Linked DNA regions of Homo sapiens: region 2 is linked to region 1. A link is an interaction called in ENCODE POLR2A ChIA-PET data of the cell type or tissue named here. Cell type or tissue: HepG2. All regions are shown on one strand.

The links. Peaks named below come from ENCODE experiments on the same cell type or tissue, not always from the same donor. Only the 100,000 strongest peaks of a DNase experiment are listed, where the experiment ranks them.
Region 2: POLR2A ChIA-PET joins it to region 1 with 5 read pairs; 3 of 35 experiments call an interaction of 5 or more read pairs at or near these places.

The regions. Positions count from the first base shown.
Region 1 is chr17:79,885,150-79,893,149 of GRCh38, reverse strand. No RefSeq gene overlaps it. Among named protein-coding and RNA genes, the nearest start is that of LINC01978, 30 kb to the left of the region's middle. RefSeq lists an enhancer at 4,113-4,614. In HepG2, no CTCF peak of the experiment used is centred here; a DNase peak (open chromatin) is centred at 4,029; H3K27me3 peaks cover 3,794 bases.
Region 2 is chr17:79,749,174-79,757,173 of GRCh38, reverse strand. No RefSeq gene overlaps it. Among named protein-coding and RNA genes, the nearest start is that of ENPP7, 22 kb to the right of the region's middle. In HepG2, no CTCF peak of the experiment used is centred here; no DNase peak of the experiment used is centred here; H3K27me3 peaks cover 1,651 bases.

The sequences.
Region 1 (8,000 bases):
CTAAGAGAACTGAAGTCTAGAGGCACCACTGGCCACTTCATTCTGCACACCCTGCCCCCACTGCTGCTGGCCTGAAAGGAGGCTTCCAGGCGACAGCTGTAGACACTTGCCTGCACCATGGTCTCCGGGGATCTTGCCTGCAGGGAGATGGCCTAAAAATACATGGGGTTGAGGAGAAGGGGAGGCCTCCCAGCCTCCAGGGGAGGTCAAGAGGCCAGAAAAAGAGATCCATACCCCAGCCTATCCAGGCTGCCTGGAACTGTTTGGACAAAGTGCTGGGGGTTGGGGAGAGGTTTGAGTGGGCTCAGCCCACTCCCCCAAACACACACTCACACACATGCACACACTGTCTCATGCCTATGTTCAAGCACACATGCACCACCCTGCACCTACGCACACTGTCTTATGCACCGCCCTGCACCTGCAAACACTCTCTCATGCACCGCCCTGCACCTGCAAACACTCATGCACCGCCCTGCACTTGCCACACCTCTTGGTTTGCTGCCAGTAGGAGCCTTAGGCGGTGGCTCAGAAACCTCTGTCTGTCCTCCACTCAGGTATCCCTCTGTTGTGTGATCTACAGAAAGACACCCTCTGTTTCTGCTCATCATCTGTCCTGGGGGAGGAGCCATGATGGCCTAGCTTGTCTAGAGTTACAGAACGCAGGCCAGAGCTACGGGAAACTTCTGTGGTCTGATCCAGTCTGTTCATTTACGACGGAGAGGATGAGGTCCGGAATGGACAGAGAACCATTCGGGGTCATGCTCATGGGGTGGGAGAAAGGGGAGAATTTGCTCTCCCAGTGCCAGTCTGGCCAAGGTCTCCTTAGCCCCTCGTCCACCAGCGGGACCCTCTGAGGGCTGGGGCGCCAAGGAGCCCCACAGGGCTTGGTTGAGACCCTTAGGAAAGTCTCTAGCTCTCCTGGTCACAAATGCTTCTAGAACATGCCATGTTTCATCCTGAGGTCTCAAGAGCTGAGGCAACCTGTCCAGTGACATGGCTGATAGAGCAGGGCTCCCTCACACCCCTGTGGGCCCTCCACGGGTCCCTGCCTGGTGCTGGGCATCTTTACGGCTGTTTCCGAGCCACATTTGCTCCAGGAAAGCAGGGACCAGTCCTGTCCTGGGGTCCCCAGACTCAAAGCCAGGCTGAGAACAAACTGCCAACCAGCTTTCAAGCAATGAAGGAATAAAGGCCAGGGGGCCACATCCCCGTGGGGGCTTGGAGGGGAGGTGGGGTGGGATCTGCTGGCCCTGAACTGCCCACCAGCAGCCTGGCAGCCACTGCTGTCCTGTCCCCGGGAGCCAGGTACGACCCAGTCATGAGCTGTTTCCACACCTGTCAAGTTGAGTGTGAGATTTGGTCCTTGGGTGATGGGCTGCAGAGAAATGGTTGCTGCGTGTGTGAAAGCTGATATTTGGTGCAGTTCAGGACTTTTACATTTCACACGTACACGAAGTTCCGAATGCCACGTGATTCTGCTTCGCGTGAAAGTTGGTGTATGCGCTTAAGGACGCGTGGGGTATTCAGGAGGAAGAGGTCTGGTGAAATGAGGCGTTCCAGGCTTGCAGGAAAGCTTGGGTGAGATGGGGAGTGGATGAGGCTTCCAGGGAAGCCCAAGTCCCTGAGTGTGGGCTCGCGCCTGTCTCACTGGTTAGCTTGTTGACAGTCACTCCAGCCCTGCAAGACAGAGGTCTGGGTGCTGGGGTCCCTCCCTCGGCTCACCCCTTGCTGATCCAGAATAAGATTTCCAGATGGGATCCGACCTCCTATCCCATAGCTCCTCTTGCTTAGAGCTGTCCAGGGCCTCCCGAGGCCTTCATGATAAAATCTAAACATTTGCACTGGCGGTCAAGCTCCTTCCTGGGAGGGTCCCTTCCTGTCCCTCTAATCACTGCCCCTACTCTCCCACCTCACCCAAGCTTTATGACTGCCAGAATCACCCTCCTTCCATCAGCCCCTTTCCTCCTGACTATCTGCTTTGCATTCTTAAGACTTGGCCCCCAGAACCTCCTCCTCCAGGGAGCCTTCCCTGACCTCCCTCCCCGCCCCAGAGTTAGGTTTTCCCCTTGTGCTGGCCCAGGTCCCCATACCTCCTCTAACCTGGCCCCCATAATCTCCCTGACTAAGATCCCTGCCCAGAGTCGTGCTGGCGAGGGATTAATGAACCTGGACCTCATCCAAGGTTCTTTACCCTTGGGCAGGGAGCCCTGGCATGGGGTCACAGAGTGAGGACGCCAGGCTCTGTCTTGACTCCCTCTGAGCCTGGAGCGGGAGCTCTGCCTCCCTGAGCCCCCTTTCCTCTTCCATCCCACGGGGACTTGCACTTGGCCAGTCCCGCAAACAAAGTGAGGTCAGGACATGACTCTCCCTTGAGCAGCGCTGTGCAGTTTGCTTTCCTGTTAGCTATGGGCAAGGGAATCTTGACAGGGACGGGACCCAGGAATGCTGATGCAGAGCTGTGCTTTGCATCCCAGCATCCGCTGGCAAGGGTGTCCACTTTCTTACAGAACAGTCCTCTGGGTTTCGGCAGGGAGAGAGAGGAGCAGCTTCTGGGCCAGCTGTGATGGAGTGGGGGACAGGCCAGGTCTAAGGAAGTCTGGCCCCCACAGATCCTTCCTGGAAAGTTCCTTAGGATATGCTCAGCAGGGAGCACCAAGAAGCAACAGGGCTTCTTCCAACAGCTACCACAGAACGTCCGTAGACCCATCAAGTCCCCTTGCGGGTATAGACCCTAAGGGGACCCAAACGAATACACGTACACATGTGTTCACAGCAGCATTATCCACGATCGGAAAGGGTGGAAGCCACGCGTGTCCATCCATGGATGAACAGACAAAATGTGGTCTATCCGTGCAGGGGACAGCATTCAGCTACAAAAAGGAGCACGATGCTGATGCGTGCACAGCAGGGATGAACGCGGAAGACGCTGTGCTGACAGAAGCCAGACGCGGAAGGCACGTGCCTGTGTGATTCCAGTTCCATGAAACGCCCGGAACAGGCACTCCCTAGGGACAGGAAACAGGCTCACCACTGCCAGGAGCTTGGGGGAGCAGGGAGACGGGGAGTGACTGCTTAGAGGGTGCGTGGTTTCCATTTCCATGGGTTGTTCTGGAACTAAATAGAGATAGGGGGCCGGGCGCGGTGGCTCACGCCTGTAATCCCAGCACTTGGGAGGCTGAGGCAGGCGGATCACCTGAGGTCAGGAGTTCGAGACCAGCCTGGACAGCATGGGGAAACCCTGTCTCTACTAAAAATACAAAACATTAGCCAGGCATGTGGCGCATGCCTGTAATCCCAGCTACTCGGGAGGCTGAGGCAGGAGAATCGCTTGAACTCGGGAGGCGGAGGTTACAGTGAGCTGAGATGACGCCACTGCACTCGAGCCTGGGCAACAGAGTGAGACTCTATCTCAAAAAATCAAAACAATGACAACAACAAAAATAGAGATAGGGGTTTTACAACATTGTGAATGTCTAAACGCCACTGTCGTACACTTTCAGGTGGTGAACTTTACGTTGTGTGAATTTCACCTCAATTTAGAAGAAGGAATAGCAGTGCTGGTAGAAGCGGTATTGGTGGCACTGTGGTATCAGTAGTACCCATAGTAACAGTGGTAGCAGTAGCTCTGGCGGTGATGCTGGTGGTAGCAGCGGCAGTCGCACTCGTAGGAACAGTGGTAGCAGCAGTAGCAGCAATGGGGCATGGGAATCTGGCTCTGCCTCAGGAAGGGCATGAAAGGAACCTGTCCCTGGACACACGCTGAGCAGCAGCTCCAAGCCACCTCCAGGCTAGAGCAGGGGCAGGGGCTCCCAAACGGCCGGGACTTCTCCCACAAAGGAGTTGTTTCAGTCAGAGTTCTCCAGGAAGACAGAACCCACAGCGGGGAGACAGAGGGGTGAGAAGGGAGTTTGGAAGGGAATTGGCTCACTCAATTATGGAGGCTAAGTCCCATGACAGGCCGCCTGCAAGCTGGAGACCCAGGGAGCCCGGGCTGTGACTCACTCCTGGTCCAAAGGCCTCAGAGCCAGGGAAGCCGCTGGCATCACTCTCAGTTTGAGGCCAAAGGCCTGAGAACCCAGGAGGCCATGCGTGCGAGTCCTGGAGTTCAAAAGCCAGAGAGCCTGGAGTCCTGGCGTCCAGGACAGAAGTGAGCTGGCTTCGGGAGAGAGCCGGAATTCATTCTTTCTCTGCCTTCTTGTTCCATTTGGGACCCCGGCCACTGGGTGTGCCCACGCACATGGAGGGTGGGTCTTCACCATTTGGTCTCCCAACCCTCACAGCAATCTCCCCCCGGAAACGCCCTCACAGACACAGCTGGGGCATCCCAATATTCTAACCAAAGGCCAGACCCCAGGGTTTCCCTTTCAGCGGAAGAGGGACAGGCTCGAGCTCACTGAAGCTTCATCCAGTCAAACTGACAGCGGACTCAGCCCCACGGCATCTCAGAGGAGTTTCGCTATCACGGTGAAGTCAGAAGGGCCCGGGATGTGACAGAGGCAGATGGTGCAAACAGAGAGAGAGGGCAAGCTGAGACCCAGAGAAAACCCACAGCCATGACCACGGTGCCACTCAGCTGTGCCTGAATCTTCATGGGCCGTGTCATAGTCACATAACCACCATCAATCTCCCACTTTTAGGACCAGCCTGTGAAAAAGGCCCGAAGGATAGCTGGTCACAGAGGAGCCTCCAGCCCCAGTCTCCGCAGCAGGCTAGAGAAGCAGAGATGCAGAGGGCGAGAGTGGGGCGGAGGGAAGCCCCGAGGGGCGGGGCAGGGACCCTCATATCCTCACAACCCAGAGGAGAGTCAGCTGAGAGACGCTGGGACAGTGTCTTCTGTGGCTTCTGAGATGGGGTTGTAGCAAAGTTTCGTGAAGCAAGCGGCAGCTAAAAGTCCTGGGCCGCCCAGCTGGGTGCGGTGGTTCACGCCTGCAATCCCAGCACTTTGGGAGGCCGAGGTGGGCGGATCACTCGAGCTCAGCCTGGGCAACCAAGTGCGCACTTGAGACCAGCCTGGGCAACCAAGTGCGACCCCACCTCTACAAAAAAGAAAAACATTAACCAGGCAGGGTGGTGTGCACCTGTGGTCCCAGCTACTTGGGAGGCTGAGGCAGGAGGACAATTTGAACCCCAGCAGTAGAGGCTGTAGTGAGCTGTGATTGCGCCACTGCACTCCACCCCGGGCAACAGAGTGACACCCTGTTTCGGGAAAAAAAAAAAAGTTAAAAAAAATAAAATAAATAAATAAAAGTAATGGTCCTCCTGTATTGGAAGGAGCAGGATGGGACTGGGTTTGCTGCTCCGCCATCACAGCAGGAAGAGATAACGGGTCCACATGGATGCAGAGATAAGAGATGAGTGGTGATCGCACTCAGTCCCATGGCACTAAATAGCATCTTCCTGTCATCAGCTCTTTAGGTCACACCTCTAGCCCAAACCATGCTCCCAACTCCAGTGGACCGCATCCAATTAAAATGGACGATATCCCAGCTAGACCATCGAGGGGGCCACCCACCTCCGCACCCCGCAGACTGGACATCTGACCTCCCTCCGCAGCTGCCCCACCCTAATTTTTGTCAACTCCGTCCTTCCAGTTGCTCCAGCAAATAAAACTTGGAGTGTCTTTGATTCTCTCTTTTTCTCTTCACATCCAATCTATCAACAAGTGCTGTCGCCTCTACCCTCAGTATTGCTCCATGATTCAGAACCCACCCTTCTTAGTCCCCTCCATTGGTCCCAGGCAGCTGCCATCTCTCGCCTGGATTAATGCACTGGCCTCCTAACCAGCGTCCCTACTTCTGCCCGAGAACCATCCTCAATAGAGAAGCCAGAGCGGTCCTGTAAAAGCCCAAGTCAGCACATGCCACTTCTCTGCTCAGAATCTAGCAAGCACTCCTCATTTTTCTCTGATAAAAAAACAAAACACAAAACAAAACAAAAAAACTGAAGTCCTTACAATTGCCTCCAAGACCCTAAGTGATGGGGCGCCTCTCCTCATTCCTCCTCATCATCTCTGACTCCAGGGTCCCCTCCAGCCCCCCAGCCTCCTCTCCTCATTCCTCCTCATCTCTGACTCCAGGGTCCCCTCCAGCCCCCCAGCCTCCTCTCCTCATTCCTCCTCATCTCTGACTCCAGGGTCCCCTCCAGCCCACCAGCCTCCTTGCTATTCCTGAACACAGCAGACACACTCCTGCCTTGGGGCCTCTGCCTGGAACACCCGCTCCTGTCCCCCCACACCTCCATGTAGCTAGCCCCTCCTCTCCTGTAAGCCTTGGCTTAAACGTCTCCTCAGCTCAGTGTTCCCTGGCCAGCCTACTTTAGCTCGTACCCCTCTTCCTGGCACTCCTGATTCTCCCCTTACCCTGTGCTATTTTTTTTCCAAAGTGCTTCCTGCATTCTCAGGTGCACCCCACTCACGGGTTTATGGTGTTTATCAGTTGTTGTCCATCTGCCCCTGCGGGAATTATGTTTGCTCCAGGATGAGGTCAGTCCCCTATATCAGCTCCCAGAGGGGAGGGATCTTTGCCTGTTTTGTTTCTGGAGTTTCACAAGGGCCTGGGACAGTGCCTGACACACAGGAGGCCCTGGGTCAATATCCATCAAATGGGGGGTTGCATGCGTTTGCCATCTGAAGATGTGGAGGCAATGGCCAGAACTAAGTCCACAAAGAGCTAAGGGCCCTGAAGAGCAGCTGTCTCTGGAGAACAGGTTCAGAAGAGGGAAAAGGAAGCCAAGGAAGCTATTGCACTATTTTAGAAAATCTGTATGCACGCATTACCTTGATTTTGTTTATTTTATTTATTTTTTTTTTTGAGATAAAGTCTCACTCTGTTGCCCAGGCTGGAGTGCAGTGACACGATCTCCACTCACTGCAAACTCTGCATCCTGGGTTCAAGCAATTCTCCTGCCTCAGCCTCCTGAATAGCTGGGATTACAGGTGCGCGCCACCACACCTGGTTAATTTTGTATTTTTAGTAGAGATGGGGTTTCACGATGTTAGCCAGGCTGGTCTAGAACTCCTGACCTCAGGTGATCCACCTGCCTTGGCCTCCCAAAGTGCCGAGATTACAGGCGTGAGCCACCGTGCCCAGCCAGAAATAAACATTTGACAAAATTTAACATCCATTCATGACTAAAATAAACTCTCAGCAAACTAGGAAGAGAAGGGAACTTTCTCAATTTGATAAAGGGCATGTGAGAAAAATGCACCTTAAACATCACAATAAATGGTGAAAAACTAAATACTTTCCCCCAAAGATTAGAACCAATACAAGAATGCCTGCTCTCACCTTCTGTTGAGCATGGTACTGGGGGTTCTAGCCTGTGAAAAAAGGAAGAAAAAAAAGCATCTCCACTGGAAAGGAAAAAGTAAAATGGTCCTTCTCTGTGGACAATATCATCTATGTTGAAAATGAAACAGAACCTACAAAGAAACTGCTAGAAACTAGTAAGTGGGTTTAGCAAGTTTTCAGGATAAATATCAATATGGCCGGGTGCAGTGGCTCATGCCTGTAATCCCAGCACTTTGGGAGGCCAAGGTGGGCAGATCACTTGAGGTCAGGAGTTCGAGAGCAGCCTGGCCAACATGGCAAAACCCTGTCTCTACTAAAAACACAAAAATTAGCCGGGCGTGGTGGTGCGTATCTGTAATCCCAGCTACTCAGGAGGCTGAGGCATGAGAATCGTTTGAACCCAGGAGGTGAAGACTGCAGTGAGCCGAGATCGCGCCACTGCACAGACAGAGACTCTGTCTCAAATAAATAAACAAATATCCATATGTAAAAATTAATTGTATTCTAGGCCAGGCGCGGTGGCTCACACCTGTAATCCCAGCATTTTGGGTGGCTGAGGCGGGCGAATCATGAGGTCAGGAGATCGAGACCATCCTGGCTAACACGGTGAAACCCCATCTCTACTAAAAATACAAAAAATTAGACAGGCGTGGTGACGGGCGCTTGTAGTCCCAGCTACTTGGGAGGCTGAGGCAGGAGAATGGTGTG
Region 2 (8,000 bases), 140 kb after region 1:
CCTTATTCTAGGCTGGGCTGGCCTGATATTGGGCATCAGTGGCAGCTCTTTGAGCACTTTGCGTTTGGGGCTGAGGCTCTCGAGAACATTTTCTTGGGAACTTTTACTGTTCTTTCTCCTGCATGGAGAGGCTTTCCCCATCTGCTTCCAGGTGGCTTTGCAATTGAAACTCAACAACGCTGAAGCCCTTCTTCCACACAACCATGCTGCGGCCTCTCCGTTGCCTTTCCACATCCCTCCAATTAAGCCTTTGGCTTCATTTATGCCTCAACATCCTCCTTCTAGTTCCACTGTGAAATGTTATGAGATAATCCAAGGGAAATATTTTCACTTCGAGATCACCACAGGTTGCACCCTGAATCTCTGGGTTTGGTGTGGCTGAGCAGATGGGATGAAGTGCCCTGGGCACACCTAGCCTGTTCACCCCTTGGCGAACATGGTGAAACCCCCATCTCTACTAAAAATACAAAAATTAGCTGGGCGTGGTGGCACGCGCCTGTAGTCCCAGCTACTCAGGAGGCTGAGGCAGGAGAATCGCTTGAACCCGGGAGGCGGAGGTTGCAGTGAACCGAGATGGTGTCACTGCACTCCAGCCTGGGCAACGAGAGCAAAACTGTCTCAAAAAAAACAAAAACAAAAACAGGGTCATCGGGCCACCCTGGGCTGGTCGACACATGAGGATAGGCGGCTTCCTCACCAGCCTCTCATTCCTGCCACAGATCCCAGCACTCTCTAGGGTCACTCAGCACTGAGACCAGAGGTTGACCACTGTTTGTAACTGTGTTTATGCTGTTGCTTTTCTTATAGTTAAGAAGAAAGCAAACTATTTCCACTACCTGTGTCTCTATCAAAAGTGAAAAATAAAAGCAGGTGGAGGGTCTCTGGGTTTCAGGGAAAGGGCTTTCCTTCATACCGAGCAGCACACAGGAAGGCGTGGGCCAAAATCACTGGTGTCCCGGCTGGGCGCGGTGGCTCACGCTTGTCATCCCAGCACTTTGGGAGGCCGAGATGGATGAATCACCTGAGGTCAGGAGTTTGAGACCAGCCTGGCCAACATGGTGAAACCCCATCTCTACTAAAAATACAAAAATTAGTCAGGCGTGGTGGCGGGCACCTGTAACACCAGCTACTCAGGAGGCTGAGGCAGAAGAATCGCTTGAACCCGGGAGGTGGAGGTTGCAGTGAGCCGAGATGGCGCCACTGCACTCCAGCCTGCACCACAAGCGTGAAACTCTGTCTCAAAAAAACAAAAACAAAAACATGAAACAAAATCACTGGCGTCCACAGCAGCTGGGAGAGGCAAGGACGGGACCTCTGCAGAGCCTGCAGAGTGAGCACGGCCTCTCTGGATTGGACTTCTGGCCTCCACACCTGCGAGGGAACACACCTGGGTGGCTCAACGCCCTCAGTCTGTGGTGCTTTCTCAGAGCAGCCGCAGGAAACCAATCCAGCGGGTCGCCTGATCATCAACATGGACGAGAGGGAAGCAAGGACCTGTCGCCTCAGGACACTGTCAACACTTAACTGTGGTTTGAATGTTTGTGTCCCTCCAAAATTCACGTTGAAACTTAATCCCCAGTGCAACAGTACTGAGGAGTGAGAAGGCCGTAATGGCTCTGCCCTCCGGGGAGGGATTAGAGCCTCATATATTATATTATTTTATTTTGAGATGAGATTTGTATTATTTATTTATTTATTTTTTTGAGACAGAGTCTCACTCTTGTCGCCCAGGCTGGAGTGCAGTGGCGTGATCTTGGCTCACAGCAACCTCCACCTGCTGGGTTCAAGCAATTCTCCTGCCTCAGCCTCTCAAGTAGCTGGGATTACAGGTCCTGCCACCACGCCCGGCTAACTTTTTTGTACTTTTAGTAGAGACGGGGGTTTCACCATGTTGTCCAGACTGGTCTCGAACTCTTGACCTCGAGTGATCCACCCACCTTGGCCTCCCAAAGTGCTGGGAGGCGTGAGCCACCACGCGTGGCCTTGAGATGGGATTTTGCTGTGTTGCCCAAGCTGGTGTTCAATGGCACAATCTTGGCTCACTGCAACCTCCACCTCCTGGGTTCAAGTGATCCTCCCTCCTCAGCCTCCCGAGTAGCTGGGACCACAGGTGTACACCACCACACCTGGTTAATTTTTAAATTTTTTGTAGAGACAGGTTTTAGCCATGTTGCCCAGGCTGGTGTTGAGTTCCTGAGTTCAAGTGATCTGTCTGCCTCAGCCTCCCAAAGTGCTGGGATTACGGGCATAAGCCCCCGTGCCTGGCAGGATTAGAGCCTTATTATAAAAGGGCTTCCCTTCCTCCATGTGAGGACACAGCATTTTACCCCTCTGGAGGATGTGGCAACGAGGTGCCATCTGGGAAGCGGAGATCCTTGACCTTGGACTTCCCAGCTTCAGAACTGTGAGAAATAAATCTCTATTACTTATAAATCACGCAGTCTGCGGTGTTTTGTGACAGCAGCAGGAACAGATGAAAACAACACAAAATACGTAACGCTTTTGTCTTGTGTTCACAATTGCCTTTGGGTCACTGTAGCAGGACGGGGCCCCACTCAGCCTACGGAATAGCAGAGGGCCTTGCCCACTCTACAGTGCAAATACCACGTGGAGCTCCTCAGCTGAACAAAGAGAAAACTCGGCACAGAGGGAGTGAATGATTTGCCCCAGGTCTCGTGTATGATCAATGGCAAAGCTGGACGTGAAAACCAATAACGAAAAAGAAAGAGTAAGCCCTGGGTGATGATGATTAATGGGTCTCATTCTGGGTGGGCGGTGGCAGGGCCCCAGCCTCAAGTATTGCCTTCAAAAACAATCATTAGATCCAAATAGCATCTGATTGTTGTTGGAACTTTTGGTTCTTTAGAAAGGATGAACATCTTTTCCTATGCTTTACTGGCCATTTGAATTTCTTTGCAGAATTGACTGTCTCAGTTTCATATGAGAGGAGCAAACCTCTTTTGAAAACGATATAAATGGAAAACATTAATTCTTTTTCTATTCATTATTATTTTTTGAGACAGGCTGGAGTGCAGTGGTGCCATCATGGCTCACAGCAGCCTTGAACTCCCAGGCTCAAGCAATTCTCCCACCTCAGCTTCCCAAGTAGCTGGGACCACAGGTGCGCACCATCACGCCTGGCTAATTAAAAAAATTTTTTTGTAGAGATGTGGTTTCTCTACATTGTCTAGGCTGGTCTTGAACTCCTGGACTCAAGTGACCCTCCCTACTTGGCCTCCCAAAGTGCTGGGATTACAGGTGTGAGCCACTGCACTCCGCCAAAACCATTTCCATTAATTCTTTTTTTTTTTTTTTTTTTGAGAGAAAGTCTCCCTCTGTCACCCAGGCTGGAGTGCAGTGGCACCATCTCACCTGACTGCAACCTCCACCTTCCAGGTTCAAACGTTTCTCGTGCCTCAGTGTCCCGAGTAGCTGGAATTACAGCCACCCGCCACTATGCCTGGCTACTTTTTTTGTATTTTTAGTTGAGATGGGGTTTTGTCATGTTGGTCAGGTTGGTCTCAAACTCCTGGACTCAAGCGATCCTCCCCCCTCAGCCTCCCAAAGGTCTAGGATTATAGGTGTGAGCCACTGCGCCCAGCCAAAACCATTCATTCTTTATCAAAGTCCGAAGAACAACCATGTTAAGAACCAAATGAACAAGAGGCAACCTTGTGACAGCTGCAGCATTTTGGGGGTGAGCTCTCCTGTGGGCATGTGCAGCTTGAAAGACATGACCCATCCTGGACAGACACACCCGGGGCTAAACAGTTACAAATTTCAGGGAGCCGCCCCTAAGCTGTGTGTGTAGCTAACGTTTTCTTTTCTTTTTCTTTTTCTTTCTTTCTTTTTTTTTTTTTTTTTTTGAGGCAGACTCTTGCTCGATTGCCCAGGCTGGAGTGCGGTGGCGTGATCTCGGCTCACTGAAAGCTCCGCCTCCCGGGTTCAAGCAATTCTCCCACCTCAGCCTCCTGAGTAGCTGGGACTACAGGCGCCTGCCACCACGCCCGGCTAATTTCTGTATTTTTAGTAGAGACAGGGTTTCACCGTATTGGTCAGGCTGGTCTCGAACTCCTGACCTCAGATGATGCACCCACCTCGGCCTCTCAAAGTGCTGGGATTACAGGTGTGAGCCACCGCACCCGGCCTGGTAACATTTTCATTTACAACACTGGACTCGCAGAGGGGTTTCTCCGCAGGTTGGTTTGTTGAAAAGGTTGGTTCTTGCCTTTTGCTCTCCAGAATGTGTTTCTCCCGAGAGCTGGTGATTAAAAAACCCACTTCCGGCCGGGCGCGGTGGCTCACGCCTGTAATCCCAGCACTTTGGGAGGCCGAGGCGGGCGGATCACGAGGTCAGGAGATCGAGACCACGGTGAAACCCCGTCTCTACTAAAAATACAAAAAAATCAGCCGGGCGTGGTGGTGGGCGCCTGTAGTCCCAGCTTCTGGGGAGGCTGAGGCAGGAGAATGGCGTGAACCCGGGAGGCGGAGCTTGCAGTGAGCTGAGATAGTGCCACTGCAGTCTAGCCTGGGCGACAGAGCGAGACTCCATCTCAAAAAAAAAAAAAAAACCACCCACTTCCCTGATTAATTCCAGAATTGGAAATACATTCAACCTGTGTATTTTATTAAAAGGGACAGCTGGGGAGGTGTTTGTTAAGGTGTGCTCTGCTTCCCACACCAAAAGCAATCTGATGACGTTTGAATCGGATGACGGAGAGTCATTTTCCATGTCGAGTCACCAGTGTCGATTCACAAAGTTTGGTTGACGGCCCACAGCTGGGGCCCAGAAAAACCCGAAGGGGAAGTTTGCTGGGGCTCTCTGCGGTGCCCTTGGCCACCTTCTCCGTGCTTCTCCGACCAAGGAGTCCGGGCTCCTGCCGGGCTCTGGTGGGAGCTGATGGATCTCAGGTGAGGACAAGTCAGGCTCGCTTCACCCAGCCCTTCCCTCTGAGTCTCCCAACAGAAGCTTTTATTAACCACCCCAAAGATGGGACAGCTCTGTGGAAGCCACTGGGCAAACCCTGTCTGAAACATGGTCATTATCTGCCTTCCACTATTTTTTTTTTTTTTAAGATGTGGCCCCAGAATCTGTTTTCTTTTAGTTGTGGTAAGACACACATAACAGGGCCAGGCACAGTAGCTCATGCCTGTAATCCCAGCACTTTGAGAGGCTGAGACTGGCAGATCACCTGAGGTCAGGAGTTTGAGACCAGACTAGCCAACATGGTGAAACCCCGTCTCTACTAAAAATACAAAGGTTAGCTGGGCGTGGTGGTGTGAGCCTGTAATCCCAACTACTAGGGAGGCTGAGGCAGGAGAATCACTTGAACCCAGGAGGTGAAGGTTGCAGTGAGCTGAGATTGCGCCACTGCACTGCAGCCTGGGAGACAGAGGGAGGCTCTGTCTCAAAAAAAAAAAATGCACATAACATTTACTATTTTAGCCATTTAACAGTGGCACTTAGTCCATTTACAATGTTATACAGCCATCACCACCATCTAGCTCCAAAGCGTCTTTATTATACCAAAAAGAAATCCATTAGGCAGTCACTTCCCACCCTCCTCCCCCAGCCCCTGGCCACCTCCCATCTCCTTTTTGTCTATGGAGTTACCTATTCTGGATATTTCCTATAAGTGGAATCGTGTAATATGTGGCCTTTTATGTCTGAATTCTTTCACTGAGCATGTTTTTCACGGTCCATTCATATTAAAGTATGTATCAGTACTTCATTCCTTTTTTTTTTTGAGACAGCGTGTCGCTCTGTCACCCAGGTTGGAGTGCAGTGGTGCAATCATAGTTTACTGCAGCCTTGACCTCCGGGGCTCAAGAGATCCTCCCACCTCAGCCTCCCAAGTAGCTGGAACTATAGTTGTGCACAACCACACCTGGCTAATTGTTTTTTCTGCTTGTAGAAACGGGGTCTTGCTATGTTTCCCAGGTTGGTCTTGAACTCCTGGGCTCAATCAATCTTCCCACCTGTGCCTTTCAAAGTGCTGGGATTACAGGCATAAGCCACCATGCCCGGCTAAGTACTTTGTTCCTTTTCATGGCCAAATAGTATTCCATTATATAGATAGACCACATTTTGTTTGTCCATTCATCTTTGATGGACATTTGTTTTGTTTCTACCTTTTGGTGAGTGTGAATGATGCTGCTTGTTACATCTGTGTGCAAGTTTTTGTTTGAACACCTGCTGTCAAGTATTTTGGGTGTATACCCATGAGTGTAATTGCTGAGTCATATGTTTACACAGGAAATTTTAAATTTAAATTATGACTCAAATATTGATATTTCCAGATATGGTTTAATTCTAAAAGAGTTTACTTGATGAGCATTTTAAAAGACATTGGTTACTATTTTTAAAAGTTTGAGACTGGGCGCGGTTACTGTTTTTAAAAGTTTGAGACTGGGCGCGGTGGCTCACTCATGCCTGTCATCCCAGCACTTTGGGAGGCCGAGGTGGGTGGATCATCTGAGGTCAGGAGTTCAAGACCAGCCTGATAGTGAAACCCCGTCTCTACTAAAAATACAAAAATTAGCCAGGCATGATGGTGTGTGCCTGTAGTTCCAGCTACTCAGGAGGCTGAGGCAGGAGAATCGCTTGAACCTGGGAGGTGGAAGTTGCAGTGAGCCAAGATCATGCCACTGCACTCCGGCCTGGGCAACAAGAGCGAAACTCCATCTCAAAAAAAAAAAGTTTGAATAAATTATTCAAATAATTTCAATAATTCAATAAATTATTCCATGTGTAACTTACTGAGGAATTGTCAGAATTCGCATGGAAGCTGCATCGTCTTACACTCCAGCCTGCCATCTCTGAGGGCTGCAACATTTCTACCTCCTTACCAACACTTGTTATTTTCTTTTTTTTAAAAAAAATAAAAAGTTCTAGCCATCCTAGGGGGTGTGCTGTGGCATTAATTTACTTTTCTCTAACGATGGGTGGTGGGGGTGTCATCTTTCCTGGGCTGTTGGGCGTTTGCACCGCCTCCCTTGCTTGTTATCAGCTGTGGACAGTGGACAGGTCACTCTCCTCCCCTAAACCTCAGTTTCTTCTTCTGTCCAAAAAGGAACTGGCCTAGGGTCATGGCCTCCAAGTGTCTTCACCCACATGGCCTGGAAAATAATTTAAAAAAATAATAGCCCTTGACACCTTTTAAGATTGACAGCTACCATTTTTCCACCATGAAGTTTACATGGTTGCAAAGTATGTGATTTCCAGTGTACTGTAAATTTTGGCATTTAAAAAAATAAAACTGCTGTTCTCTCTATAGAAGCCAAAGCTGACATTTTATCCTGCTTCCAATATCATTGAAGAAGTCACAGTTCTTCAGTTGAAACCAAAAATCACAGAGTCCCCAAATTATAAAACCTTAACTACTTCCTGTGGACCTGGACTCTACAATAACAAGAATTTTAGCTGTGACTTTTGCTTTTCCAAGCCGGTGTCCTAGCTTTTAGGATTAGCATAATCACGTGAGGAAGCTGCCGCTAACCACCAGAGACAGAGGAATGTACATTTACTAACCTTGATTCTCTTGGGAATTTTTTTTCCCTTTAAATACTTGTTGGATTTTTGTATTTGGTGAGTCAGTCCTTCTGAAGTCTGGCTCCTTTGCAAGAAAGCTTTTTTTTTCTAAGTGCAATCTGCCTCCAGTTTTCCTTGGGCAATCCTTTTAAGTGTATCCAATGAAATAGAAATAAGGTAGCAATGTGACCCAATAAAAGGGCAGGTTCTTTTTGATCCTTTTCTTCTTTACCTCTGGGTTCTGTTTCATTTCTTCTCCAAAACCTTATTGTAATAAAAAATATTTTTATGTTTGAAAGTAATTCACTGCTCACCCAAGCATATGTCTGCAACAAGAACAGGCACATCAGTTATTCAAACTTTAAAAAATATTAACCTATGTCTCAAAAATGCTCATCAAAGTAAATTCTTTTAGAATTAGACCAGGTCTAGAAATATCAATATTTGAACCATAATTTAGATTTAAAAT